3 separate regions of the Homo sapiens genome follow, and regions 1 and 3 are each linked to region 2. Evidence: chromatin loops called from intact Hi-C (ENCODE). Cell type or tissue: Calu3. All regions are shown on one strand. Links, peaks and the distances in the headings refer to the core of each region. The heading gives the core; the rest is flanking DNA.

The links. A loop is a pair of places that touch in the nucleus more often than their neighbours do. Peaks named below come from ENCODE experiments on the same cell type or tissue, not always from the same donor. Only the 100,000 strongest peaks of a DNase experiment are listed, where the experiment ranks them.
Region 1: it touches region 2 in a loop (6-fold over the local background); 1 of 110 quality-filtered maps calls a loop at or near these places.
Region 3: it touches region 2 in a loop (2.7-fold over the local background); 1 of 110 quality-filtered maps calls a loop at or near these places.

The regions. Positions count from the first base shown.
Region 1 is chr4:85,923,347-85,933,516 of GRCh38, reverse strand. It overlaps ARHGAP24 (Rho GTPase activating protein 24), which reads right to left. Exons shown (of 10, transcript NM_001025616.3): 4 at 9,747-9,869. Among named protein-coding and RNA genes, the nearest start is that of MAPK10-AS1, 190 kb to the left of the region's middle. In Calu3, for the core only: no CTCF peak of the experiment used is centred there; DNase peaks (open chromatin) are centred at 3,436 and 4,026.
Region 2 is chr4:85,821,870-85,832,039 of GRCh38, reverse strand. The region is part of intron 3 of ARHGAP24 (Rho GTPase activating protein 24); the gene reads right to left. Among named protein-coding and RNA genes, the nearest start is that of MIR4451, 100 kb to the right of the region's middle. RefSeq lists an enhancer at 5,511-6,053. In Calu3, for the core only: no CTCF peak of the experiment used is centred there; DNase peaks (open chromatin) are centred at 4,239 and 5,729.
Region 3 is chr4:85,905,600-85,915,769 of GRCh38, reverse strand. The region is part of intron 3 of ARHGAP24 (Rho GTPase activating protein 24); the gene reads right to left. Among named protein-coding and RNA genes, the nearest start is that of MIR4451, 190 kb to the right of the region's middle. In Calu3, for the core only: no CTCF peak of the experiment used is centred there; a DNase peak (open chromatin) is centred at 5,729.

The DNA.
Region 1 (10,170 bases), core at 985-8,984, 100 kb before region 2:
TAGTATCCAAACAAAGAATGAGAGTTGAAAGGGCAGCAAAGGACAGAAGAGGTCTGGAAGAGAAAGGTGCTCTGAGAGGTGAGTTTCAGCTTGCACAACATGCAAGCTCTAATGTAACCAGGCCTCTGGAAACTTTTACTCAACTCCACACTTTATCCTGACAGCATTTCTAAAACCGCTAGAAATGCAGCATGTCTCCTCTGCTGTTGGCCTACTTTTGACAACAGTAAAAAAATATATATATTTTACATGTGGATCAGGAAAAGTAGCCACGTCAACATTTTTTTACCTCTAGGCATTTTTCCTGGCTTCACACATTCTCCTTATTGCATTCCTTAAAATGACTTAAGCTGATGTTCTCGGACAGGCTTGGGAGAGGAACGCAGAAACCCAGGCCACTTCTTGAAACACTTAAGTACCCAGGAGATTAAATAAAGCACAAAAGAACACACTCTTCTTAAGTTGGCATGGTTTTAGGAACCCAGAATTGAGAGGCGAGTTCATTCTTTTCAAGGCCAGACCTTCAAGAAAGATGTAAAGCTCCTGTGCGTCATGCTGCTGCTGCCCTGAGTGATGACTGCAGCAAGAGCAAGGTGGCGGCGGGTTGGGGCTGCAGCAGCTGAGCGCTCGTGCTCCCAGGACCCCACTGCAGAACTGTGGGCACGCAGCACTTCAACAGAGAGAGCCTGGGATGCAGCGGGCTCCAGAGAATGGAAAGGAAGCGTAAAACCGCTGAACGCTTCCTGCACCTCCTCTCCTTTCTCCTTTCGACAGAATACAGCTTTGTAAATAAAAAAAACTCTTCATCCTGGTTCAAATGCTGGACATTCCCCAAACTACTAAGGCTTTGAAGAGAAAAGGACAGCCTTTAAAAATAGCCCCCCGGGAGAGGATAGATGGAAGCTGTGCCCTACCCAGTGTTGGCCATTTGCCAGTCCATGGGAATGTTCTTCCCAGGCACTGCCTTCCCCGCTTAGTATTTAAGGAGAAAGGGAGGAAGGCATCGGGAACAGCAGTGTGTTCACAAGGATTCTATGGGAGACGGGAAGGTGACAAAGGCCAAAAAAAAAAAAAAAAAAAAGTCCTTTAAAGATACATTAATAATCCTCCAGACATCTCATGTTACAAATGGACAGCAGTAACCCTGAAAAGTCGTGTTTGCATAGAACCAATTTAGTTTCTGATGGGCTGGGGAACTAGAAGGGGAAACTATCCTTTAAGCAATTTGTCCCTGAGCCTTTAAAAATTTCTGTCATTGTTAATTTCTCTACCAATGATGCAATCCTATGGTATTCAGAAAATCCCTATAGATCTATAAAAATATGAGACATGCATCTCTCATTTAATTATCTTTGTGGATGAGATAGGAATGTAAATTAACACCTGAAATCCTTGCTGATAATATATGATGGTGATTGTTGCCAGGTCTTAGCTACGCAAAGGAAAGCACTCTGCAGGAACAATGGTTTCCTTAAAAAAAAAGTTCCCACTGTATTTTGTAATTTTGATTTTTCTTATTTTTTTTTGTTAGTTACTAACTAGGGAAGATTAATTAATGGGTGGCAAATCAAAAAAAAGATGTGGGGGAGAAAAAACAACCCTAGATGTCATTCAACTCAGCACCTGACTAAATTATTAGCTTACTGCACATGTCATTAACATTATAATTACTTAGTTTCTACTTAAACAGCCATTCCATTTAATTATTCTTATTTTAAAGCAAAAAGATATTTATAAATATTTTGATCCATAAACTTTTCCTGAAAACATTTTAGTTTACCTATTTTGTATTCTCTAACTCCCCCCAAATAAGTCAATTCAGAAATGTCTTAGTTTCTTTTACTGATCATAAGTTGTTCTATGTTCTCACCCCTGTTCCTGATAGTTCTATCTTTGCCCTCTCCCAGTGCCACCTTGTGATATATTTGAAATGTCAGGGTGACTCCTATTCCCAGCAAATATTCATCAATATGGTTGAAAGCCTCTTGAAAATGGGTCAGCACGAATAATTCGATTATCAAATTTTTCTCAACAGGGGAGGTGAGGCAAGCACAGGCAGCCAGAATCAAAACAAGGTGACGGGAACACAGCACAGGGATTTGCGAGGGCCCTGTTTTGAGGGGTCAGAACATGGCTGCTTGATTTGGGTCTAGGAAGGGCCCAAGATCACTCTGGCCCCTCCTCTGAGGACGGTCAGCCCAGCTTACTTAGTCCCCTGTCAGTCAAGGTGATCCCCATAGGATCACTATTCTTTAAGCCCCACCTACCCCACCTATTCACAGACAATAATATACACATTTAAATGAACCTCAGAAAATAAGTATAGACAAGCAAGGATACGCACAAATCACTCTTGTACAGTCCTAAGCTCTTGGTTTCCAAACTCCCATTTTATCTGAGCATAAACAGACCTTAAAGCCTAAGATAATATTATTTATATTTATAAAAAGGACATGAACATATTATCTACCTACCTTTCCGAAAACTAAAACACCGTTTGATTCTTCTGTATGTAGTTTTAGGGATGAAAGGAGTTGAGGCTAAGGCACCAGCCGGGCACCCCCCAGAATTCCGGTCTTCAGGCATCGTACAGGCCTGAAGTTCTGAACCCGGTTTTGGCTTCCTTTAAAACCTGCCTCTGAGCGAAACCCAACAGCCACTCCTCATGCTTGTTTACTTGTTATTTTTGAAGTGCTGATCCCTAGAATTTGAAGGTTTTGATCATCCAGGTCCTGGCTTAGGGATAAGTTACCACCTCTCATTTACTCCTGTTTAGCAAAAAAAAACTTCCTTTTCTCTTGCCTAATCCAGGGAGTTTTTAAGGTTTTTTTTTTCTTTTTTTTAAGTTTCTGCAGACATTCCAAAATGTCACAGGAAAAGAACTGCAGCAAGCAAGCTACCATTCCCATTCAAACAGCAGGAATTGGTTTTTGCATTTTTTTGTTTTTATTAAGAACTGTCTTCTCAGCTGGACTGAGATTCCTCTGGAAAGGTCAGCAAATAGCTCTGTGCAAGAGGAAAGAGGAACAATGACAAAAAGTCCCCTGAGGAATATTTCAGGACTGTCCTTGCTGGCTCCTTTCATCTGAGCAAGAGGGGAGGAAAATAATGGCACCTTCTCCAGAAAGCATTTCAGTGCATGATAGATTTCTTTCAAAGGACCCCCCTGCTTCTTTTATAGCACCCCCCATCCTTTGATGCTCTCTGCAGGTTTCTCCCCTTTCCTTTCTGTCTTCAAACTCCCGAGAGAATCACAACGTCAGAACAGTCGAGTGCCCATTCCAAGAGGCTCTTTGGATCTGTGGGGGGAGGCAGCTTTGCAGGGAGCATCTCCTCCCCCTCCTCCTGCTCCGTCTCCCCTTTTCTCAATGAGAACTGGGAGGGAGCTGGCAGGGCTGCGGTTGCTCCTCACCAAGGCTGTGGCTGCGGCTGCTTCCAGTGCCCGCCGGTCACATTCAGCAGGTGCAGTCACAACAGGATGAGGGGAGGAGGGAGAATGCCACGCTACGGTACAAACTCCTTTCTTTTTCTTTTGACTTTGTGTTGACTTCCCAGCTCTTGTCTTGTGTAGCACTTTTACAGCTGGCTGGCTCAGCCCCTCCAGAAATCACAGGGCACCAAACCAACCCCCAGGGGGTAAACTTTTTGCCCCTTCATACCTGCATTTATTCCCCTCCCATACAAGTTTTACTTTCTTTCAAATGATTTGTAATTGAATTCATTTGTGAGCACTGATTTAACATGCATACCCTGAAAACATATTTATACATGTGTATGTGTGTGTCTGTAAAACAGAAAAATGTTTAAAATCCAGTGGCAAAGAGTCTGTGGGTAAAGCTGCAAACACATCAACACATATTTGTATGTGTATTTACACACACATATATGTTTCTCTAGGCATGGTTTGCAAACCAATTCTGTTTTCAACATTCTTCCATGCTCTTGCCCGTACTTTCTGCACCCCAGCCCCCATGTCCACTAAGTCTCTCAGTCCTACTCACTGAACAATTTACTTGCTGGGTTAATCATTCATCCACCTGGTTGTTCCATGAACTGATTTGGAATGCTAGTGCCTTAACCCCAACTGACCCCCAAGGCCTCTGTGTTCCTTCCCAGCCATTTGGCAGAAGCTTTACAAGACCATGAGGAGTATTAAAAAGGTCTTTCCATTAAAAACATCATTACTCTGACTAGCATGCCCATGTAGGTAATCTTTTGTCATTGAAAGGATTATTATTATTTAGTTCTGCCCTGTGGTTCAAATGGTATTTTACCTTCTGTGTCACAGCACGCTGCTAAGAAAATAAAGAACCACAAAGTGTAACTCAGCACCACGAAGACAGAGACAGTGCTGCCCTTCAAGCACTTCAGCCAATAGAAAAATCCACTGACCTGAACACTGATCTACAGGGAACTCCTGTAATCACAGGATTTTCACAGGAAGTGAAAGCATTTTTTTCTTCTAATTTTCTTATTTCACAAGTGAGTAAAACCAAAGGCAAGGGAAGTAAAACTACATATCCAAGATTGTGCACTTGGTCTGTGCACGTTGCCTGACCACGTTGCCTCTTAATTAACCTCTGTCTGCCTGCATACCAATTACTCATTGTAAGGATTATTCACAAATAGTATTCTTACTGCCTTGCTGGGTCTCTGAATCAACTCTTTTCATTAGGAGGCAGAAATATACAGGAAAGACCTGATTTTGGCAGTAGCTAACATTAGGCTAAGCAATCAGAGCTACAAGAACTATTGGGCTGGGCACAATGGCTCACACCTATAATCCCAGCACTTTGGGAGGCTGAGGCGGGTGGATCACCTGAGGTCAGGAGTTTGAGACCAGCCTGGCCAACATGGTGAAACCCCATCTCTACTAAAAATACAAAAAAAATTTAGGTGGATGTGGTGGCAGGCGACTGTAATATCAGCTACTGGGGAGGCTGAGGCAGGAGAATCACTGGAACCAGGGAGGCAGAGGTTGCAGTGAGCCGAGAATGCGCCATTGCACTCCAGCCTGGACAACAGAAGGAGACTCCGTCTCCAAAACAAAACAAAACAAAACAAAAAAACTATTAATGAATTTTCACTCTCCTCAGATCTCAGATTCCGGACTAGACACTTCCATAAATATTGCCTCAAAAACAATTGAACAGAAACCCAGTATAAAAATACACAAGGAAGGACGGGAGGAAAGGAGGGAAGGAGGAGGGAGGAAGGAAGAAAGGAAAGGAGAGTGCGAGGGAGGGATGGAGGAAGGGAGGTTGGGAGGGAGGAAGAAGGGAAGGAAGGAAGGAAGGAAGGAAAACGAAACCTTCCCAAAGCTAAATAAATGTTTGACATTCAGATTTTTGAATTTGACTTTTATGCAGAAACCATGTGCCTCTCAATTAGCATTATTACTAGAGGAGCAACTGTGCATGGGTTTTCAGCAGGTAGCACAAAGTTGAGCTATGTAGATTCAACACTTTTCACGTTTCCCTTGGTTCCCTGCCCCATATGAGTATTTTATAAATTCATTTTCATTTGAAGGAAAGGCCTATCATTCCAAAACCCTACATTTTATTTACATTTCCACCTAACAGTTTTTAATTTCTAGGAGACTGAAGAACTAGACAAGCTCCTCAGGTGTCTCCTATATTTTAATCTAATGTCTATTATTGTAATGGCAAAGAGGGAATATTTTGCATATATGTGCAACCTGAATAAAGATAAGCTTCAGTGCCTCATGAAAAACTTTAGCTTTTTAAAAACACAGGTTAAAAAATTGCCACAATGAAATGCCCTCTTTGTAACAGATACATTTAAAACATATCCAAAGGTGGTATACTGTGATTGATAAATCAGAGTGATATGTCACCTCCTCTTCTAAATTTCCTTACAGATACCATCTAATCAAGTGCTTTTCATTTAGTATTAACAGGGCCTGGGTTTCATAACTAAGATAGGAAGGGAAAGTGCATTCTCTTATGAAGGGTGATTATGACAATTCAGAATTTTTTAAACAGCTTTATTGAGATATAATTCCCATACCATAGAATCCCCCAGTTTAAAATGTACAATTCAATGGTTTTTAGTATATTCACAGATACTTGCAACCATTACCACAGTTAATTCTAGAACATTTTCATTTTAAAAATAAACCCTGTATCTTTTGGCTATCTCTCCATCACCCCCTCATCCCCCCATCCCAGCTCTAAGCAACCACGAATCTATTTTCTGTCTCTGTACATTTCCCTGTTCTATACTTTCATATGAATGGAATCATAAAATGTGCTCTTTTGTGGTTGGCTTCTTTCACTTAGCATAATGTTTTCAAGCTTCATTCGTGGTGTTATATGTATCAGTACTTCATTCCTTTTTATGGCTTAATAATAATCCATTCTATGGATACTTCACATTCTGTTTATTCATTCATCTGTTGATGGACATTTGGGTTGTTTCAGATTTTTTTTTCTAATTGCTCGATGGTATCAATTCTAGTACTTTTGAATGACTCATAAAACTATATTAATTCTAATTATTGTATGTTTAAAAACTTTTATTATTTTTCATATACTGAAGAATATACGATCAATAAGGCATGGACTTATAATTGTGGGTTCTTTACTACCACAGTAGAAGTAATAGATCACACTATTTTGCTATAAAGCAGGAGGAACACATGGGTTTTCTTCTTACTTCTGCTTCTCACAGTGTGACACTTGGCAAGTTTTTCATCCTCCTTGGGTCTTAAAGACTTAATCCACAAAATGTGAGGTTGAACTAAAACAGTGGTTTTAAAATATTGCAAATCGGCAGAAAAGTTAATTTCAATGAAATGTTAAGTGGAAACGTAATACACAGTGTAACATAAGTAAAAGGGTTTTTGGGTCATATAACTTTATTGTTTAAAACTAAAATTTATAAGATTTATTTAAAATTCAATCAATAACAGAATTTATTAATATTAATAGGAACATTTGAAATCTTAGATTAATATATCATCTGAAACCCAAGATTATGGCTGACAGTTGGGATCTCTTATCAGTATTAACATTCTATTTTGTTTTGTGTGCTCTATTAACTTTAGCAAACTCTGATATTCAGAGAAATCACAAAGGATTTCTTACAAATTAAATGAATACTTTAAAAGCTTGCCTTGCAGTCTCATAATACTTATTAAACAAAGAGGGCAGGAGAAGATTTATTCTTTGAAGCATTGTTTCTATTATGAGTGCTATATGCTAAAATACATCTCTTTAAATGTAAATTCAAATCAAGCATTTGTAAAATCCCTGAAGTAGGTCTCATATAATAAAGTTTATAGACCAATCAACTATTTGAGTGTCCCTTCCAGGTTCATGAATTTGAAGATTCACATATACAGCTCACCCAGTCCCACTGGAATTATTTCTGAGATTTCTGGGTTGATGTGACTGCCCGTGGCCATTTATTTGGATAAATTAACTGGATGGCATTCTTTTTTTTTTTCAGGAAGTCACAGATGGAAGAGGAGAAAGGGGAGAAAATAACTAACACTTGATATAAATAATCCCTCAACAAAAATATATTCTTCAGTAGATATTAAAGATTCTTCTGAACTCAGGAATTCCAGAAATCTGATTATAAAGGGGAGAAGAGTGTCTTTAGAGACAATGGGAGCTTTGAAAAGATTCATCCTCAGGCTCCCCACAAACCCTTTACCCTGGAGGTGCTAGCAAACATTACCAGATGAGTATGTGTCTCTCATGTACAGTAGCCACTCATCCATAGGGGATAAAAGTCCCCACTGGACACCGGAAATCTCAGATATTACTGAACCCTTTATATACTATATTTTTCGTATACATACATAACTATGATAAAGTAAATTTATGAATTAGGCACAGTAAAAGATTAACAACAATAACAATATTCTAATAAAATAGAACAATTATAGCAATATATATACTGTAATAAAAGTTATGTGAACATGGTCTCTCTTTCAAGATATTTCATTGTACTGTAGCTCTTGGTAACCTTAGCATACAACTTTTTTTTTCTTAAATCAGGAATTTTTTACCTTTTCACGTAAGTGAAACATTTTATGACTTCTCTTTGGCATATCCAAATTGCCAGCATCACTACTCTTGCCCTTTGGGGCAATTATTAAGTAAAACAAGGCTTTCTTGAGCACAAGCACTGTGATACTTTGACAGTCTATCTGATCACCAAGATGGCTACTAATGGGCAGCGGGTAGTGTGTGCAGCGTAAATGTACTGGACAATTGGACGATTCACATCCTGGGAATGACAGCATGAGATTTCATTATGCTACAAAAAACAACGTGCAACTTAAATCTTGTGAATCGTTTATATTTAGAATTTTCCATTTAATATTTTCAGACTGCAGTTGACCAGTGGCAACTGAAACCATGGATAAAGGGGGACTCCTTACTGCATAACTATGAGGAATCCTCTGCTAAGGTACTGGAGTGGGGATTCAGCTGGTGTTTTCAAATATTTTACATAGTCACTTGCTAGCCATTCTGGGTTATGAATAAGGTAACCGTATGTGTTGTCATCCAAACTAGAACACCGTGGGAATGAAAGGTAGCACAAACAGTAATTAGCCTGGGACAAAAGTTGTAAACCTCTCTTACTAAGGAAACTGGAATGAATGGTCATCCTGGTTAGGAACCTTCCCTTTCCTTAACAGAAGATATTATTAAAACATAGATATATTACAAACATGTGCCATTAATCTAGTAAAATATCATGTTTTCAATGAATCTTTACTATTTTAACTTCAACTTACCAACTTTTAAAACTAAGCTTTTGAAGTTATTCTAAAATATAAAATGGTCAGTCAGCCTAAGAAGTGTCCGATCTGTTCAGAGAAAAAAAAAAAAATCACTATCTCAATTCAGGGTGTTGACAATATACAAAAGAATGGAAAATAAATATAAGGATTGTAATTGTTTATAAAGTGTGAATTTGACCTAACACAATTTATTTTAAACTATATCACCATATAAAAATTAGGCATTATGTTCTTGGAAATATATTGTGGTTGTAGATAAATAATTTTGTGCTTTTATTTTTTTGGTCCATTTGCTCATTTTCGTTGAATACTTTTTCTGTTTATATGATTCTATTTTCTGTTTCTTGGCATACCTAGATCACATCTTTTATCTTTTCTTCCTTTGTTCAGTTCTATGCATAGCACCTTTTTAGCTCGTTCTTGACATGGTGCATTCTCAACACTGTGTTAACTAAAACCTTTTAAAAACTTACTTTCAAATTTACCAACACTTAACTGATCTGAAGGATGTTTTTACTCCAATAATCATCAGATTATTATCAAAAGTTTTGGCATTCCTCTTTGATACAATTGAGCATTTGGGGGCTGGGATATCTTCCAGAACCACTAGTCATAAATTTCTTACTTCATATCTAGATGTTCTTAACTAATCTACTTTTACAGTATGAGTCCCATAACAGTGTATTGTCGGTAATATGGGAAAATCCAAAACTAAAAAAAAAACCCACCCATTTTTATCATTCAACATATTCACAGAAGAAGGTTCGTTATAATTATACATGATCTAAATTAAACTTGTAGGATTTACGAAGACATACGTCTAACAATAATGTTGAACAATTTACAATTTATTTTAACATTCACCCACTTGAATACAGGAGCTAATAGTAACATTCGCTGGGGGAAAGGGATGAACAGGTTTGGTCTACCTTTCTGTTTTTCCATGATTTTAAAGTACACTCACCTCCTCCGAAAGGTCCCCATATGACTCGGCGGATTGACTTCACCCAGTCTTCCATATCATTCTGGGTGCTTGCCATGAGGAGGTAGCTTTCATGATTTGCTGTCATCCGATCTCGATCGCCTCCTGTGAAAACACAGTAACAATGCAGCTGAAGTTGCATCCAGAGATTCCTCATGATCAGCCTCCAGAAGAACCCCTGAAACAGAGACTGTGCCTAATACAGCCCGCACTAAGTTCTACCCAATGATGAAATATTTACCATGGTTTCTGAGTGGAAAGAAAAATTTTAAAAAGGAGAGACTGTTATGCTTTCAGGAGAAAGCTGGAGAACAAATGTCATTTTCTAAACAAAGCCTGGGTTTTTTGTCCTAGCAACAACCCACAGGCCTGCATCAATTCGTAATCCAATCTATTCACGCGAAGC
Region 2 (10,170 bases), core at 1,538-9,537:
AACTATCTCTTCAATAACAATCACCTCCTAATCTATTGGCCCCACAATTCCTGAAAAATAATAAAACCTACGTTTAAAAATACAGTTCTTACACAGACTTAGCAGGAAAAGGAAAAGGAGACTTTTTTTTTTTTTTTTTAGATAGAGTCTCACTCTGTTGCCCAAGCTGAACTTCAGTGGTGTGATGTCAGCTCACTGCAGCCTTGACTTCCGGGACTCAGGTGATTATCACACCTCAGCCTCCCGAGTACCTGGGACTACAGGCACATACCACCATGTCCCACTAATTTTTGTATTTTTAGTAGAGACTGAGTTTTGCTATGTTGTCTAGCCTGGTCTTGAACTTCTGGGCTCAAGTGATCCTCCCACCCTGGCCTCCCAAAGTGCTGGGGTTACAGGTGTGAGCCACGGTACCAGGTGGAGACATTTCTTTATAGCCACAAAATAATCCCTCTGAACACATTGGTGTGTTCTGATAAGTTATCAGTCAAATGAAAGCCCATTGTATAAGAATAAGAGTTGGAGAAGGAACACACTCCAGTTGGTTTTATACTTTATCATAAAAATATTTAAAGCATGCCAATCTTTAAAAATATTAAAATGTAAAAGTCTCTCTTTTTATTGATTTTAATATATTGGAGTAGTGTTCTTTAAAATTCCCTTAAGGTCAAATATGCCTATAAATAGGAAACTTTGCAATAATTTTTATTGATGGTTCCTTGCCCATTAGAAATACTTGGAAGTTGTAATTACATTGTCTTACTGATTATTTGAATTACGTATTGAAAAGAATTTTGGGGCTCTTAATGTGTAAAGAGTTTATGTTGTATTGGTCATCAGTGTTTTTAAAAATTATTTATTATTTATGATGATGGGTGGCTATTGAAGGGAACATAGGTAGATATTAGAATCCGATTTGAGGTCTTCCCTAGCATAATGGAAATAACTTAAATGTTTAAATAGCAGGAATTATATATGTATTTGATATAATGACTTTAGTGGGTACCTCCTGTGGCAGGGGCCAAGAATGACAGGCAGTCATATTCCAGCAACCAGGCTGTATTTATTTTATTTCCTTAGAAGACACACTGCATTCAAGATAAATGAGGCAGGGCTCTTGAGCAGACTTGCAGAAAATGTTTATACTCCCTGTTTCCAACGGAGAATCACCTGCTGCCATCTGCTCCTACTCCAGCTCCCAAGTCCTTATAGCCAGCGGTCCACTGAGGAGCCCAGTGACTGTCAGAACACTGTGGTCTCAGGACTAATCTACCAGAGAAATAATCACATCACGTACCCTGCTCTCCAGGTTTCTTCTCTCCAAAAAACCGAGGCCTAATTTAAGGAATCTAGAAGTAATAGTAGTTAAAAGTTGTGTGAGTGCCCATTATATTATCTGAATCTATACTGCTTTGGGAAGAGTTAGTAGGCAAAATAGAACTTAGTGGCCAAGGTAAAGAGACATACAAATGACGGATAGTGCTGTAAGCCAATCCCATAAGCTAAAAGTCATATTTACTGTCAGTTTACCAAAGGCCTTTGTAGAAGTGTAACTATGTCGGTATGTATAAACAATTGTTGAGGTAGGTTCCCAAGCCTAGCAACGGACTAGATGGATTAAAAAAGTAGGAATAGCAGAAATGCTAGGCACGATGGACACAGTGGCCCTTGCTGCCTGGTAGCCACTAATCTCATTCTTTCCCACTCACTCTCCCATTTTCTGCTCAGAGAGTGGGCAGTAATCTCTTGATTTCAAGGGAAGTAGGATTTTCCCTGGTCCCAAGGGATACATCAAAACTGCTTCCTTGTCCAAGGTGTAGAAAGAAAGAAGGTTCAGCAAATGAAGAACTTAGTGAGTTTATAGTCTAGAAGAAAAGTGTAAAGCTGAAAGAAGGAAGAAAGCAAGGACACAATGTGTTAGGGAGTTTAAGCATTTTAGAAAATTAGAGATATTTATCAAATATGTAAATAAAGGCTAATCTTTCCCCTTAACTAGGAGAACTTAATTGCATAGAAGTAAATGTGTTTGAACAGACTGGCATGTGCTCTGAGGTCAGTACCTAAATTCTCTAAACCTTTTTAAACCTCTTTGCATGTTGAGGTAAGCTAGTTATCTAAAGAACAAACACAGACACTATTAAAGGCTTTTCTTGGCTGTATACACTGATTATGATTCATCAAATAGGTGACTTACTTTCTAGTGTTTCAACATAGAAGCTGACCATGGGTTCACATGGATGCCACATCTGAACATACAAGACTGTAGTCCTCACAGAGGGATGAATACTCTTGTGTTGATAAAACAGTTACACAAGGCCTTCCTGTACATCTTTTCAGTCATGGTGATAGTCATGTTAAACTCTTTTCAAGAAGCAGCCAAATTTTACATCATGAAAAGCCAATATAGTACAGGTTCCCATATAGAAATGCCAATCATCAATTCTTTGTACACCTCAAGTTCCACATCTGTGAAATGAAACTTTTTCTTAACTCGCATAGAAAGCATTACAGTGTTAGAGTCAGGTGTTTCTGCTCAGCATACCACAGTGCTCTTACATAGAGTCTGAAAGCAAGGAACCATGAAGAGAGTGTCCCAGGAACTTGGCATTCCACATGCATGTAGGAACAGGTGACGATCTAGTTTACAGTATTAGAATCTTCTTTCAAAACTGACATACTTTAAAAGTGGGACAGATAATTTTAATATTATATGTTCTTTGTTAATTGTTTTGAATAATTTTAATGTTCACTGCCTTTTAATAAAATTTATTTTACTTCATTAGTTTTTAAAGTCTATCAAAATGGATATCAATTTTAAATAAAAAATTTAAATTTCCTTTTTTCCTTCTCATTTTATTAATCTCAGCAACAGAATCCAAATTAATTAAAACTGACAAGTACATTCCACAGGTTGACATGTTTTATTAAGAATTCTTGTTCTTGGCTTCATTTCTGCTGACTCTAAATTTTTTAAGTATGCTATTGTTCTTTCATTAGACATAAAAATTTGAGCAGTTAGAGTAATTTTTTGGTATTCCCTCATAATTATTCCTCATTTCAATGTATTATCTTCTTTTTCATTTTAAAATCTGATATTCTTTTTCTTCTTCTACTTACACAGTACCAAATTCCTATACTTTTCCCTTTTCTCAAATACGAGTCTCAGAAATACAAACCTCCTATATATTTATTTAGATATTTAAAAAGTATCTCCTTTTTATAGTTTATGGGTTCACTTAAGTAGCCAACATACAAAACTGACCCACGATTAAGGTCTGTTAACCCAAGAGCATGATTTTAATTCCTATTGTAACAGACTCATAGTGAGTAATACTCTGCGTTCCCATGTACTTCTACAAGCTTACATAGCAGTTGTATTGTCCTGTGTACACAGAATGTAAGGTTACAAAATTCAAATATGCGGATAACAAAAGCTTTATAGGTTGATTAAGTTAATTGTAAGTACATCAAAAGATAGCACGTATTATTTGGTTTTCTTTTGGCTTTTTTTAAAAAAAAAAAAACACACACGCAGACACACACAAATGGCCAAGTAGTTGTTTTCATTTTGACAAGCAATTACACAAAAAACTCCCACTGCTTTTGTCAACAGATCAAATCCTAAGGCACTCTACTCTCTCAAAGTTTCAACCACTAAAATGTGGGTAAAGCAAAGAATACACCACAGCAAGCACTAAACAAATATAGCAATTTAGATTTTTATCGGAAGCAGTTTTTATATTCCTTCAAATTAGCACTGGAATTCTGTATATGAACAGATACATCATGTGGCAGCAGCGATTAACGAAAGAATCCAAGAAACACTGCACTATAACGATCACATTTCAGCGTGGAAGAACAGCACTATGTCCAATCTGTTGCCACAATGTAGACACCGTGGAGAGCTGAATGGATCATGACAGAAAACAAGGGTATAAATAAAACCGCACACAGTCTAGGTCCTGAATTTGTGGTGATATAAATATCCCCAAATTATTAAACACAATCAACAACAATACCTGGCAATTTGTCTCCAAATTAAGAACAAAGCACCCAGCTCTCACCTTGCACAAACATACACTTCAGTGGTCAGTGACAAATGCAGGCTGCACTTGCAAGCTGGGAGACAGAGCAGCTGCTCTGTCCTGAGTCGCTTAAAGCACATTCGAGCCCAACTCAGGTCCTACTGTGTTTGCTCACTGCAGTTTCTCCCATGACTCCATCACCCAGGAATGGAAACCACGGCTCGCTCCCCAGCACTAGTGGGCTCCCCAGCTACTGAGCTCAGGTAAAAACGCTGAGTCCTGCAAGGTCACCACAAGGTGACCACAAGCAAAAGGAGTGTACAGGGAAGAGGAGGGGCTGTCATGGAAAGACCCTAAACTCCAGACACCTTGCCTTTCGAGATTCTGAACTCCGTAAATCAGAGCTGGGACAATAAAATCTGAGAATCCCAAATGGCACCAAGCCAAGCAACCAACCCAGGGGCACTGTTTAAGCAATAATCTCTCTCTCTCTCTAAACACACACACACACACACACACACACACACACACACACACACACACACACACACACGGGCAGACTTCAGTGTAGCTATTCTAATTGCCCAGACATCCCTCTCAAGCCCAAAAGTTGTTTATTTTTTTCAGGTTTCCAGGTAACAGGGCTTAAAGAAGGATCTTAGAAAATTGAAGTATTTGCCAAAATCAAATTAATTCTAAGAGCAAAATGATTTCTGGCCCATAAACTCATATAATAAAGTCTTGCATTTTGCATACATACTGGAATTATGCAAACTTCCATATTAAAATATAGTAAAGATGTATTTATTTCAGAGCTGACAGAATCAATTTAAATTTCTCATAAAAATTCCTATCATCTTTCAAAATCAGTCTCGATTATGCATGCACACTTTAATTTTGGGGGTCTTCAAGAAGGCATTTCTTGCCAAAAATATAATCACTCTGAATGTATATATTATAAATAGATACAAACGTGTTAATAAATATTTCCCTGTAGAGTCTAAGTTTTTATTTCTCATATTTTGATCTTCTTAGAAGTGGAGAAGGAACAATTTTTAATCTTGCAAGTGCCTTACAAAACATTTCTTCTTAGTTGTATATATTTTTTAATAGGTAAATAATGACTTAACTGAATTTTAGATTGATTGCATGAGCAAGAAATTATTCTCACCCTTTAGACAATTTTTTTAACCTCCTTCTCCAACCACCACTGTTCATTAGCAATTTAACCTCCTAGGTGTCAGTTTTGTAATCTATAAAACAGAGATTTCTTACTAGTGCCTGTTTTGTCTACTTCCTTGGCTGGTGACATCAGGGTGAAATGGGACAGAGTGTAGGACAAAATGCTTTCTATATGTGCAGTACTTGAAAAAATGCACTTGCTGCATTTCCTCCCTCTTATTTCCCCAGTGAGTACTGGGACTAGTAAATTACTTGCTGCATTCTCAAGGAGGGCTTCTTGGGCTTCAAGGAAACTGCTTGTTTCAAGTGGGCTATAAATAGAGTTCGAGATTTTATTGAACTGCTGTTCTCTTTGTGGCAGATCTTGAGGGCAGCCACCACATGGCCAGAGTCAGTTAATTGTGAGCAGCATGAGCCCCGTCTAGTGTTTGAGGCAGAACAAGACTAGTCAAAATTCTGGGAGAAAATGCTCACGTGCATGGTTGGTTACATAGTTCGCCTGGCATCCTGTTGTACTCCTGTGTTTGAGGGGGATGGAGAAGGGGATTAATGAAGGGGAAAGGTTAGCTATGGAATGCCAAGTTCACTGCTGAGTTATTCAGTAACAAATGCATCTGGGCATTCATGCTAATTTCTCTACAATTACTTAAGCATTTTTTAGAGGTCGAGTTGTGGAGAGGGGCGGGGAACAGAGGGAGGGAGACAGGTGGAGAACAGGAAAGGAACTGAAAATGTGGCCACCCGTCTTATGAGACACACAGGGCTGGGAGCTGGGAACTTTATGTATATTATCTCAGTTAGCTCTCATAATAATCCTAGGAGATACCTGTTATTCTTATTTTACAGATAAGCATAATTAACCTGTACACTGTTAAAGGTCAATGGTGAAGTTAGAATTACAATCAAGATCTGCATGGTCTAGAGTTCCATAGTCTGAGTAAATTAGTTACCTTACAGCTTTCTCAGAAAAAGAAAGGAAATAAAGTGTGGTTTTTATATAGTGAGAATAGGGAAGACAAGAATACAAGTCACCCGGAAAACTTCTTGAGGATATTGACTAGGAAAGTTAACTTTTACAAAGAGTCCAGAGATTTTTAGAAAAATGAGTTTTGATTTTTTTTAACAATGAATTCATTGCAGGATGCAGAAAGGAAAAATCAGTTTTTATTACTAGTGCCAATACTTATTTTTTAAATTGGGTCCTGCTTGTTTTTCAATTGAAGAAGCAAGTTCAGAAGTCTTTCTGTATAGTAGACTATTACTCTGGTTTTTGTAACATACACATAATGCATTATTTTATCTTAATTTTCTTAAATTATCAGACCTTTAACAATGCTCTTAAGGAAGCAAGGCAATCTCTTGACCTTCGATGTAGCAGAACACTTTTTTTCAACTGTAGTGTGGAATATAGTACAGTAGCCATAATTTTCTCCTGGGTTTGAGGATGTTAATAAATTGGCAGGTTCTTTCAACCAATTTTATTGGAAAGCTAGAGGCAGAGTCTGAACTGCAGGGCTACATGTATGTGTCTGTGTTCTACCCTTTAAGTAAGTGTCATTCCCAGCTGTAAATGTTTTAAATCTTATCTGAAGTCAGTTTTCAATTATTCAGATATCTCAATTGAAAAACAATAAAAGTGGAAACAGAGTTTTAGGCACTTTCTTCAAATTATTATACTGCCCCACTAAGGTATTTCTTTTCTTTTCTTTTCTTTTTTTTTGTTTTGTTTCGTTTCGTTTTTTTGAGATGAAGTCTTGCTCTGTTGCCCAGGCTGGAGTGCAGTGGCATGATCTTGGCTCACTGCAACCTCCGCCTCCCAGGTTCAAGTGATTCTCTTGCCTCAGCCTCCCTAGTAGCTGGGATTACAGGCACATGCCATCACACCTGGCTAATTTTTATATTTTTAGTAGAGACAGGGTTTCTCCATGTTGGCAAGGCTGGTCTTGAACTCCTGACCTGAGGTGATCCAACCATCTTGGCTTCCCAAAGTGCTAGGATTACAGGCATGAGCTACCAACCTGGCCGGGTATTTAGTTTCTCAAACACTACTGCTAGTATTGCCCTAGTGTAATTACCATGGCAGAAAATAAGAGCACATTGCTTCCTCCCTTTGTCTCTGAACCTCTATGTTGTTTTTTTTTCCTCTTGGATTTTAAGATCCGGATTTTAGAATCATATATGGAAAAGACACTTGCACTGAAGTTTAAAAGTATGAAGAAGAAAGCATCCAGAAGAATTGGTCGACATTTGCAATCAGTGAGGAGAATAAATAAGATGTTTTGGTTTTCTATTTGGTTCATGCTACCTTGCCCAGTAATGATACCTTCCTGATGTTTCCTAGAGGCAATGTTTCATTTCACACAGATACTCATGAAGGTCTGGCCTGAAATCCTTGTAGTATTTCCACTTAGGGTAGTACTGGGTTCATGGATGAGTCGGATGGGGTTGTTTCTAGTGTGTGAACTAATGAAGACAAGTATTTTTCTAACACATTTCCCCTGCCACTCCCTTCCATGTGGCTTTTTTATTTAGGCCTTAGAAACAACTCCAAATGATAATACTTATAAGCTGTGAAGAGCAAATACTGTCGAAACACTGAAAGTCATTTAGGCATAAAAATGAAAGTAATCCAAAATGTGAAAGCTTTTAGCAACCATCTTATGTAGATGTTTAAAGATAATCTGTATGAGGTCTCTTAACCTATTCTAGAAAATGTGGCACAGCTATAGAGTTAAAACCATGAAATTAAACACCTTCTGAGCAGTCATAATTTACTGTATTTCTAAATATAATTGTGTTTTTTTGCTGGATGGTAATATTTTTCTAGATGGGAAAGATGTACTTCTTAATGCCTTTTCTATCTTAAGATGTAAAGAACCAATGTCTTACTTTCATTCAAAGTTTCCTAAATACATTTAAGTGGTTTCAGAAAAAGAAAAAGAAGAAAGAAAGGGAAGAAAGGGGAGGGGAGGGGAGGGGAGGGAAGGGAGGGAGCTAGGGAAGAAGGGAGAAAGGCAGGAAGGAAGGAAGGAACCTGAAGATTATCCCTTTGTGAACTCCGGAGAAGGAATTCCTGGGCACTTAAAGCTTTAAGATGTACAAACAAGGTCATTGAACATATTTGAAATCTTTGTCAAAATACAGCCTCGTAGTATAATTGTACCCCCTCCCCAAACACACACACCTAAAGCATAAGCCATTTTAGTCAGGTGGCTCATGGCCAGGAAAGGCCCTCAGGCACCCAGCTGCCTGAGCTGAGTGATAACAGTGTCAGCTGCTGTTCCATCAAAACACTGCATGTGGGGTTCCTTCAGAAAGCCTGGGACACATGGGAACATTGGTGCTCCTGTTGCCACCAACTGAATCCTTGAGGGAAAAGCCTTCAAAAGCATTAGTGTCAATGCCCCTAGTTCTTAAATGACTAAAAGTATATTCATATGCCATGATGCAATCACACTGAAATTAGAGGACTGTGTTAGGATTTTCATAAGATATTTTATGATACATTACTGAGTAAGGCATATTAGAAAATAGTAGGTACAATATGATCCGAATTTTGTAATAAATATTCAATATATAGAAAAATCTGAAAATATGCACTATGATGTTAATAGTTTTTATCTCTAGGTAGTGAAATTACAGCAATTTTATTTTCTTTCTGATCTTTTAGCATTTTCTAAATGTTCTTCAATGGCCACTACTACAATGTAGTGAAAGAAGGAAGGAAAGAAAGAAAGAAAGAGCAGAAAATAGTAACTCTAGTTCATAATAAAGAGATCATTTTTGAAGTTTTTTTGACAAAGTTAATTTGTCATGCTTATAATCACTGCCAAGTGAAAAAATTCCAGTTTTCAGACATGTTATTACCATTACTCTCATCATCTGCATTAAAAATATTCATGGGTACACATAACAAAATTCTAGATGCTGCTGTCCTATAATATAAGGAAATATAGTGTACTTTGGACTTCACTGATTTTTAAAATATAAAAAAGTGATACAGGGAATATGGCAGGTGTGTGTATGTGTGTGCAGGAGCAAGTGCATATAAATTCAAATATAAAGAGAATAGATATGGTATAAATATAAAGAGCATAATACATTCATGAATGTATAATCATAGTCTTGGGGTAACTGCTTATTTCTAAAAAAGAAATGGTGAACTAACAACACATGTATGATCAAGAAAATGTATTGTCTTCTAAAATATTGTGTTGCATGAACACGTATTTCAGAGAGATCTCCTCTGTAACAGCAACATATATTGGTTTGGAGGTGAGCAGGGTGCATGGGGAGAGATTACATTGCTGATGTTACCTGTGTCTTATTTTGTATTTTTGTTTGCATTCTTTACATCTTTCTGACATAACCAGGAGACAGCTGGTAAATAATTCAGCATTACAAGAAATCAACAAACAGCCTGTTAATTAAATGGCAGACTTGGGTCCTCAATGTAAATCTTCTTGGGAACAGAGTCTTCAGCACAAAAGTCTTAAGCCAAGTCAGAATATTTGGACTTGGCTTGTTATTTGGTTTGTTATTTCAACAAACCAAAAAACTCATTTTTTGGTTTGTTGAAATAACATTTGAGGGACTGGAAAAACAGAAAGACCAAATCCACATTAATTGAACATTTCACTTTTTAATAGTTAAGTCATAGCCATGTGTTTCCTTTTTAAATTGAAACAAATTTTCCTAACATGCATATATGGAGAAAATGCTCCATCAGCTGACCAAGGCTACATTTCAAAGGAAAGGGATTTATTCTTTAACTAGAAAGTCAACACAAATGAAATTGTAAGTTCACTATGCTCCTCAGATACTATTGAGCTAGAGCTCAAAAATATAAACCTGTAATATTTTCAAAACAACAATCACCAATAAACTCTCTTAAGAAAAACAGTAAATACTTTTACATATGTTTTATCTTCGCTTTGGCCTGTAACCAAAATAATGCATAGGT
Region 3 (10,170 bases), core at 1,171-9,170, 84 kb before region 2:
GCAGCCATAAAAAAGGATGAGTTCATTTCCTTTGCAGGGACCTAGATGAAGCTGGAAACCATCATTCTCAGCAGACTAACACAGGAACAGAAAATCAAACACCACGTGTTCTCACTCATAAGTGGGAGTTGAACGACGAGAACACATGAATACAGGGAGGGGAATATCACACACTGGGGCTTATTGGGGCGTGGGGGGCTAGGGGAGGGATAGCATTAAGAGCAATACCTAATGCAGATGACAGGTTGATGGGTGCGGCAAACCACCATGGCACGTGTATACCTATGTAACAAACCTGCACATTCCGCACATGTATCCCATAACTTAAAGTATAAATAAATAAATAAGAAAGTGATGACTGATTTATCTTTCAAGTAAATATTGACTTTTATTTTGGTCATGTTTTTAAAAAAGTATAATTGTGATACATTTACTTTTCAGTGATTTATGAAACTTTTAAAATCTCAAATAGGCTAAGTTTATATTTCACTATTTTTCGCATTTCTTGGACTTATTCCTTCAAAAGTGTGCTATTTGTGCTGAGCATGTCAAAGATAAGAATGATATAATGTATTATGTTTTGAATACTTGTTTCCCAGATTACACTGGGAAGTTAACAATTTAAGTCCAACAGTATATTCTGACTTCCACTTTTGTCAGAGATTCAGAATCTAGTTACTTCCTTCACAGTATGTAATTACATTCTTCTGATAGAATCTTCCAAGAAATAAAGGTAGAACATTTTCTTGGCAGAGCTAAAGTATCTAGAATTTATATCCTCTTCTAATTTAGTTTGGTTTAGGTTGGGAGATTCATGTCAAAATATCTGATTGACATAGGAGGAAGGCTGCTATGAGAGATGGTATTTATGTTCAGATCAGTGTTCCTCCACCAATGCTGATACAGACTAGAATTACAAGAGAAAGCAAATCCTGGTGCAATAATCCACAACAGGTAGCAAATGGAATACCACTTCTTTAGGAGCAAGACAGGGAGTTTGTTGACTTACAAATGAACTTAAAACTAAAGGCATTTTCTATCAGGATGTCCTCTAACGGTATGGTTGACTTGAATACTGAGGAAAATTGGTGAGAAGTATAGGCATTCCTAATGGTCATGAAAGTTAAAAACAAGAAGGTCTCAATAAGTTGATAAAGGGCCAAAGATTCTTCACATAGGGGAAGAAATGTGAAATTATATTGAACTTTATATTCCCTATAAACATGGTGATAAACCCTCTATTGCAGGGTTACTTAAAATGTGATGAAAACTTCAGTGTATACGTCTAAGATGACAGCAAATAACCTCGGCAGCACCCGGAAACTTGTTAGAAATGGGAATTCTTGGACCTCATTCCACACTAACTGAATCAAAATGGCAATGGGACCCTGCAATCTGTGCTTTTAAGATGCCTGCTGGGTGATCCCGATGCATCATAAAGTTTGAGAACCACTACTCTTATAAGATAATTCGCTATAGCAGGTAGAGGCTATAAATTTTAGAATTCATGTATTTCAACCACACTCATCCTATTAGCTTGTATTCATGTCTTATTCCTTCAGTGACAGCCATTCAGCCAGAAAGTACTAAGCTTTAAAGCTATGGATCATATAACTTATCTAAATGCCTATTTGCATTGTAAATGATTAACCCTGCAACTAGTTCTGCAAGGACATGTCATTCATGTTGAGATGACTGAGTCTGGCAAATTTGTGAGCTTCATGTATTGAAGATACCATACTTATATCAAAGCAAACATTAAGGTATTTCTCTTTGCATTGGAATACAGATTCATTATACCTCTTTCCCTGATGCCTAGAGTTTGATGAGTTAAATAGGACATTGAATTCAGAGAGACGTGCCACTTTTGAAATCTGGATTAAAATGTTCAAATCCATTTTAAAAATTCCCTCAGAACTTACTCATTTTATTGTTTATTAATATTACAAATCTGCAAGACTCATAATATCAGATGACACTTGCTGGGTGATCTACAGTTTACAAATTACTTTTATATCCTTTGATTCATTTGGTTTTTACAAGAACCCTAGGAGGTAAAGCAGAGCATTCATTCATTTATTCAACACATTTATTGAACACCTGTTGTTATGCCAGTCACTATTCTAGTTCTGAGGATACAGCAGTGAATAAAACAAAGGCTGGAGTTTACGGGAGAGGTCTAGACCAAAGGCATACATTTGGAAGTCACCAATGAGATGATATTTAAAGACAGGGACCTAAATGAGATCCCCAGGTAATACTGTAGCTATGGTGAAGAAAATTTAGTAAGGCAAAGAAAGAAACAAGAGAGGCTGAATAAAAATGGAGATCATCAAGTCAAATGCTGTTGACAAGTCAAATAAGATGAAAAGTGTGTGAATATAGACTACAAGATTAGGGAAAATGGAGGTCATTAGATTAGGCAACTAGATGTAGGTAACTGGATTAGGGAATGAGGAAGTTTTTTGAACAACTTTACAGGAGCTGTTTCAATCCAACAGATCAGCACAAATGAAATTCTGCCTGGAATGTGTTCATAAGATTACAGAGGGAAGCAAACAGAAAAGGCCAGTCTAAACAAATCTTTCAGGCATTTTAATGTATTAAGGAGTAGAGAAATGGGGGCAGCAATGGCTGGATGGGTGAGTTGTGGTACAAGGAGGTTTAAAATGAGAAATATTAAGGAATGTTTATATGTTCATGGGAATTATTCATTGGAGAGGGAAAAATTGATAATGTAGGAGAGATGAGGTTTAAAGACTCATCCATAATTTTTTAAAGCTATGCAAAAAATTTTTCACTCTTCTCAGGATCTTTAATAAGGTTCGACAATCCATATAATCGCTTTCACCCCAAAGTATGTTACTTTACAAATACAGAAAACATCTAGAAAAGAATTATTGAAAGAAAAAAAAATAGCATTGAGCAGTTTTCTTTACAACTCTACCTGGGGGCAAAATAAGGAAGGAAGGTGGTTAAACTCATAAATCATTTTCAAAGTTAAATTTTACTATTTTTATTTTAAAACAAGTTTTAATATTTACTGAATAAGAGATTATTGGCAACGTTATTTAATTGGAACAACTTTCTTCATACAGTATCTCTTAGTGTTAACTGCTATGGATGCTAATTACCCAATTTTACATAGCAGCAATTTTAGAGAATGTGTTTGGGTATACACAAAAGAAGTGATATTTTGAAATAAAATACTATGATAGCACAAAACTAAATTATTCCACCCAGCAAATGACAGCTACTGATTATTGTAGTAGTGTAAAAATAAGAAAAACTCTAATTTGGGTTTAAATTTTTTTTATCTTAAGCAATTACAATTGGTTTGCAATCACAACAGCTTAACCGTCCATTGTGCTTTTTCTCCCACAGTTTATGTCTGAATTTTCTGGATTTTGTGAGCTCCAGTGTATATGTGTGGGAGAGCAGGATGTGAAATTTTTCTTATGGGCCTGGAATTTAAACTCCACCATTTAGATAAAGGCACGCTGCTTCATAGAACATACATCATTTGTATAATGTTTCAAAAATCTAATATGGAGAAAAATATTGGTATTTCAGGACCATTATCACTTCCACAGCTAAGGATACTTGGGGATATTTTCTTAACTCATTTGATATAAACATATTTCAAATCAACTATGATTTCATCAAGTAAACTCTTCCTTCAACATATGTTGAAAATAATGCTCACCCTGTTAATTCTTCAATCTGTTTCTAGAATTAGGGGGTCTCACCTAATTGTAATGGGACTCACCTATTCTAATTACAAGTAATTTTAAGACCCTACAAAAGGAGTGGAGGCCAGAAGGCCACAAGTTATTCCCAAACTGACTGTAGACATAGAAGTTCTTATAAAGAATGTTAACCTGTATCTGCTTCTTAATACAAATGCTTGTATGCTAATTTTAGATAATATTAAGTAAGTGGATAAAAATCTGAATTTCCTCCTTAAAACTGTGACTCCCAATAATCATTTGCAGGTGGCTAAAAGCATATTGTTGTAGTCTTATGTTTAAAAATTACAACAAATGAGAATAATTTAGGGAATCATCACAAAGCTGAAAAATCTTAAACCATTTCAGGAACTCCTTTCCACCTCTCAAAATAGTCTTCAATGACTTCCCAAACCTTAAAAAATGGTGACTGTCCTTAGCAAAATAAGGCACAATGTCTTCAATGTTCTCATAAGCATCCACTTATCAGCAAATACGATAAAACTTTTAAAAGTCACCCATTTTTTACATGAAATTGAGAAAATTGATTTAAATTAAAACTCTTTAAAATTAAACAGAAACAAAGGCAAGCTAGAGTGTCTAGAAAATGTTGCCAGGACTTTTTCATTGTTTTAATTTTTTTTTTCTTTTTTTTGGTTATGTATTATTGATGGCAGTGGCCGCTCCAGACAGCCTGCCACTGCCATCATGCAGGTTGTAGCAGGGAGGCACTGCCAGAGCTGCACAAGCCGGCAGGAGCCAGGGACAAGTGGAGCCCGGTACAAGTGGGAGCCCCACCCCATTCGAGTTAGGGCGGGAGCTCCCCAGATTTCACTGCAGCCACCCAAACCAGGCTGCAGACCCAGGCCTCTTGCTCTGTGGAGCAGGCAGGAGCCCCGCCCTCCTGGGTGCAGGTGCAGCTGCAGCCATCCAAACTGCAGCTGCAGACTCAGGCATTCCTGTACTCTTGAGGACCCAGGAAGGCCCTCCTGCCCTCACAGGCTCGGAAATGCCTGCCCCTGCTGCCTAGCTTCTCCCTCCTGCCAGTGTCCACTCCGATCTCAGAGCAAAGTCAGGGTGGAGCAGGGCACCATGAAAGCCAGTGGGAGGCAGACAGATTCCTGGATGGGAGGGGGTGGGTCTCGGGTGAGGCCCCACCTTCAGGCCGGGGATGACCTGAAGGCTGGGGGCCAGGTAGCCAGTCTCACCGAGGGACAGGAGTGGGAACTTGTGAAGCCTTTTCTGGGCTGCCCATGGCAGCCCACGGACCAGTTGTGTGCACTTCCAACCCTCTGAGGCCCATGAAACCCTTGGGCTCAGCCAGAGCTGAGCAGATGATGGGTTGACCTGCCTGCAGAGAGGAGCTACTCTCTCTGCTAATAGCAGGAGTTGTAGGGCGAACAGCTGCAGAGAGGAGCAACACACTCCAGGGCCTCCTGTCTGCTGAGAACTGCAGACATGACGGGACGACCTGTCTACAGAGAGGAGCTTCCCACTCCAGGTTCTCCTCTCTGCTAGGAGCTGAACACTCGTTGGGACACCCTGACTGTGGAAAGGAGCTACCCGCTGTGGGTCTATTGTGAACTGTTCTATTGCTCAACAAAGCTCCTCTTCATTTTGCTTGCCCTCCACTTGTCTGAGTTCTTGGTCGCAGGACAAGAACTTGGAGCCTGCTGAATGGCAGAGCTAAAAGAGCTACAACACAGGGCTGAAACATGCCCCTTAGCTCTCCACGTTGCAGGCAAAGAGGAGAAAAGAACCGTGGTCCCTCAGGGAGCTCAGACTTGGGAGTTCCCCAGGCCAGGGCTGTGACTCCCTCTTTGGGGTCCTGTGGTACCTGACGTTTTCAAGCTTCTGGGCACCACTGCGTTCCCCGGTGCCAGCCAGTGAAGCTGCTTGCAGTGCACCTGGTCTAGCCGCAGCCTGGCTGAGAGCCAGTGCCTGTGCCGGCACCTGGAGCTGCAGGTCCCGTTGCAGCAGCCAGTGTGTCTGACTATGCAGTGGCCGGACCCCATGCTCACTCACACACTCCATGCCTGACTCTCCCTTGGCAGGCGTGGGATCCAGGCCAGTAGTGTCAGCCGAATGTAGCCTGCCAGGCCAAGTAGGAGGAAAAAGCCCAGCGGGCCTGAGCAACACTCAGGCAAAGGTGCCACTGGCCAGAGGTTTCAGGCCAGAAAAGGGACACCCCAAGGATCCTGTAACATGATCTTTCATATCTAGTACAAATAACTAATTCTTTGAATTCCTATAGCTCTACAATTTTCTAGACACCCTCATTAAATTAAAATTTGATCTTTCCTGCTGATAGATTGATGCTGTGCATTTCATAATTTTAAATTAAAGAGTAATCAGCCAGAATCCACAAGTCAATTCAACCTAGCATTCCATCATTAATTAACACTTAATGAACACCCATGGGTTTATGCAGCAGTATTAGAAGTCGGTAAACCAGTCGCTGTTTGGGGGCATCTTGTCTGATTCATATGTAATTACCAACCTAAATTTGGCTAAAGTCCAAATACAGATTGACAATTCAACAGGCATATTGCTAAACTAAAGGCAACATTCCTTGAATAAGATTCTCATTACCCAATAAGACGTGATAGAATATTTTGTTAAATATAATGTAAGAAAGCCACCAAAGAGGGAACAGATATGTGCAGTCTTTCTTAATCTTATCTGATGGGGAGGAACATGTTTACACACATACATACACACACCACAAATTAAAAAAAACAAAACAAAAGAAAACCCATATAAATCCAGTTATTTACTGAAGGTTTTGTAGTTGAAAGCAAGTTTAAATCAAGATCACTGTGTTTCTCTATGGTAGACTCTGCAAACACCTCAAAGTTAGCAAACTCAGTATTTTAGATATTGAAAAAACCTAAGCCCACTCAGAATACCTCAAGGAAGCAAGACTTAAACCTTTAACTTCAAAATCAGACCTGGAAGTATAGTCAGTTAAGCTGAATTAAGTAAAACCCAAGATATTTCTTGGCTAAATGATTAGTGAATTGGAATTATTTGGCTCCATTCATTACTTATTGTTCTTTAATATGTCTACAAGCTAGACCTAAAGCATATTGAAACTCAGGTAGGGATGACCCTTGATGGTTTACAACATCCTGAGCATTAAAACTAATTTGTTTCCATTAAGGCTTTCTTTTTTTTTTTCTTTTTAATTATCTGAGAAAGCTTTTTGTTAGGTAAACAGTTCTCGATACTATCTGTATGTACTTCCCTGACTCCCTTGCTCTGGGATTATCTATGCCTGGCTCTGTATTTTGACCAAAACTCACTACTCTTTAGAAGACTTTTCTACAGGGAACTCTTATTCAGAGTTCTACCATTGTCTCTTAGACTGGAAAATCTCCTTCACTATTATTAGAATCATTATTATTACACTTTAGTAAGTAATCCCTTTGGAGAGAAGCCCCCTTTGTTGAGTGTGTCATCTTTTTCAGTTGGGACTCTGATACAGTTTAATTTGCATAAATGATATGTGTACCTTTCAAATTACAACATTCTCCTCATTCCTAGAAGCCTAAATATCTAGCAACTTTAGTGCAAAGGAAAAACATAATAACTTACAACTAGTTTAATGCTACACCTTCTTAAATTTTTTTACTTTCAAGACTGCCAAGTCACTGTGATGAGTACAGAAATAATATATATTTTCTATCCACCAGGACCTTGTGATCTTAATAAGGAGACAAACCATGAAATGAGGAAGATGGCAAAGAAGACATGAACTGAGCAGAGTCAGGTGCAATCATTTATGCTATAAAGAGTAAGGAGTATCATCTGTTAAGAAAATAGAAAATAAATATTGACTTATGTTATCAGGGAGGATGTTCTGAAAGCAGGGGAACTTGAAAAGTGTTTTGACAAATAGTCCCAAAGTTGAGATGGTGGTGTAGATGGGGAGAGGAATATAAGGACATGTGAGGATTAGTGTGCTTGAAGACCTAGCTCAAGTGTCTCTTCTGCAGTGTAGCTTTTTCAAGTTGAGTTGGTTTCCACCTGCTCTGAACTTCCTCCAGCTTACATCCAAGCTCCGAGACGGTTGCCAAAAGAATTGTCTTTTGCCCTTTTTTCCGAGCCTTATTTTGCTCTTCCTGTATATTGCCACCTTTTTCCAGGCTCACTGCTTGCAAGTAACTCTCCACTATTAGAGGATCCGCAATACAGGAAGAGTAGCAGCAAGGCATCATTTTTGAGATGAGTTCATCTTAAACAATAATATATGGCAGGCACCAAACTAATTAAGAGCCATGGATACAATGAAAATTAAGACACAATTCTTATCCATTAGTAATCTACTGTCTAATGAGGGAATAAACAAGCATATGAATCTCCAATTTCTAATCCCAATATAAGCAAGGTCATTCTAGGTAAGTACAATACTTAGACACACATACACACACATATGCAGACAAGCACATATGTACACACATACACACAGATGCTCACACATATGTGCACCTTTGCTGGTAATTATGTATCAGCCAATAATTCATTTGCAGAGGAGCTAACCAAAAAGAGAAAATGTGTCATGTTGATGTCATTCAAGAAAGCAATTTCAAAAAGAGGATAAAGTGCATAATCCCTGATGAATATCAAGATAATACGTCTTTTCCTGTGGATATGTCTACTTAGGTTTTGTAAAGTGATTCAGATGAGAAAAATATATTTGAACATTTTAATAAATATAACATTTTAAATTAAATGGACTACATTTGTTTGTCTATTTATTTTTAAGTTGGCAGTTACAGGAAAGCCAAATGACAAGCTGACCACAGGAGGGTTTTCCCTTTTCTTGGAACCTAGAAACATATTAACACTAGGAATATATTAACAATTACAAGGGGGTAAAACAGCATTTGAAACTCTGATATGGGAGCTCAGAGTTCAGCTAAGGCTGAGTCCTTATTTCATAGCTAGATGTCTGAGCAAGCAAGAGTTCGTGTAAATCAGATTATTTTTCCATTCATTTTGATTCTAACGAAGATGAAAAGAATCAATTAATTCCTTCCATAGTCAGTCTCCATTTTTACCAATGTCTTCCCTTCTGCCAGAACTTAAGCTTTCTCCCTTCTTTAAAATAGAAACGATGAAAATGTCTCCCCAATTTACAAATAGAGTGGACTAACAAGTGAGAGGAATCCGCCTAAGATATGAGCTCCTGTTTAAATATAAAAAAAATCTCTTCTTTTTGTCTTTCATCCCTCTCTTCATGTAATTTTGTTTATAAGTCAACCTATTACTGACTTCCATGATGCTAATAACTACACTGCCCAAACTTATGATTATTTAAAAAAATCTTAAAAGCTAGTAATGATGAAATGTGGAGATCCACTATTTATTTCTGTGAAATATGGGTCAATATGGTGATTTTTGTTTCACTATAATTTTCAGGCATCTTTTGCTCTTAGTTTATGTTAGCTTGTAAAGCTAGAGCTAGGATAGTACAAAATTTAACTAGCACCAAAATACTCAGTAATCAAGATAAATAATATTTTTATAACATTAAAAAACTAGTTATCATAGAAAATTCATAATGAGCAAAATGTCAGAATTAAGATGGGATCACTATTACTGATTTTTGCTTTTGCTTTAAGCTTCAGTATCACCATGACTGATCCTGGCCTTTTTCATTTGAATATTATCAACCCTAACTAGTACCTTCTTTCTCAACCCAGTTTCCACCAAGTAAGCACACCATCTCCAGCCATATGACATGGGTGTCCTCATTTATTTGACTATAAGGAACAACAGAGTGATATAAGCAGCTTCCTAATGTGAGTGGTGGGTTTAATTATGCTGGAAAAATCTATAATGTGTACTTTGTATGCTATAGTGGTTGCCATAATTCTGAAATATTTATCATAGGTTTCCACTATTTTCCATGAGAAGAGTGAAAAATTTTAATAAGTGTCTGCACATTCTCTCTTTATTATAAGGCTTCTGCATTTTACTACTCCTTCACTAAACAATGTCTTTAGCCTCTAGCTCCAGGTTAAATACAGCTTAGCAGTGACCTTGGTGCCAAGAAAAAATGAGCTGATGGTTTTATTTCAGCTCCTTCTTGGCAGATGTCCAGTGTACTAATTGGTACACAGGTGACAGTGCCACGAACAAACCAAGGTGAAACAAATATGAAAAGCAACCCAAGTGCACAATTTGAGATCATCTACATACTTGAAACCAAGCATATAAAGTTTTTTTTGCCTTGCATCATTAAATATGGGGGTGGGAGAAACCGACTGCTTCTGACAGTCCTACTATGGCAATTTATTATCATTTAAGGTAAAGTGCTCTTCACATGCATTTAGGAGTAAGGTGCAACAATAAACTAATGTGCAACAGAAGCTCAGGGAGAAGACTGATGCTCAGTGGGAAACAAATGCAAGGGAATTCTCTTTCCACACAGAAC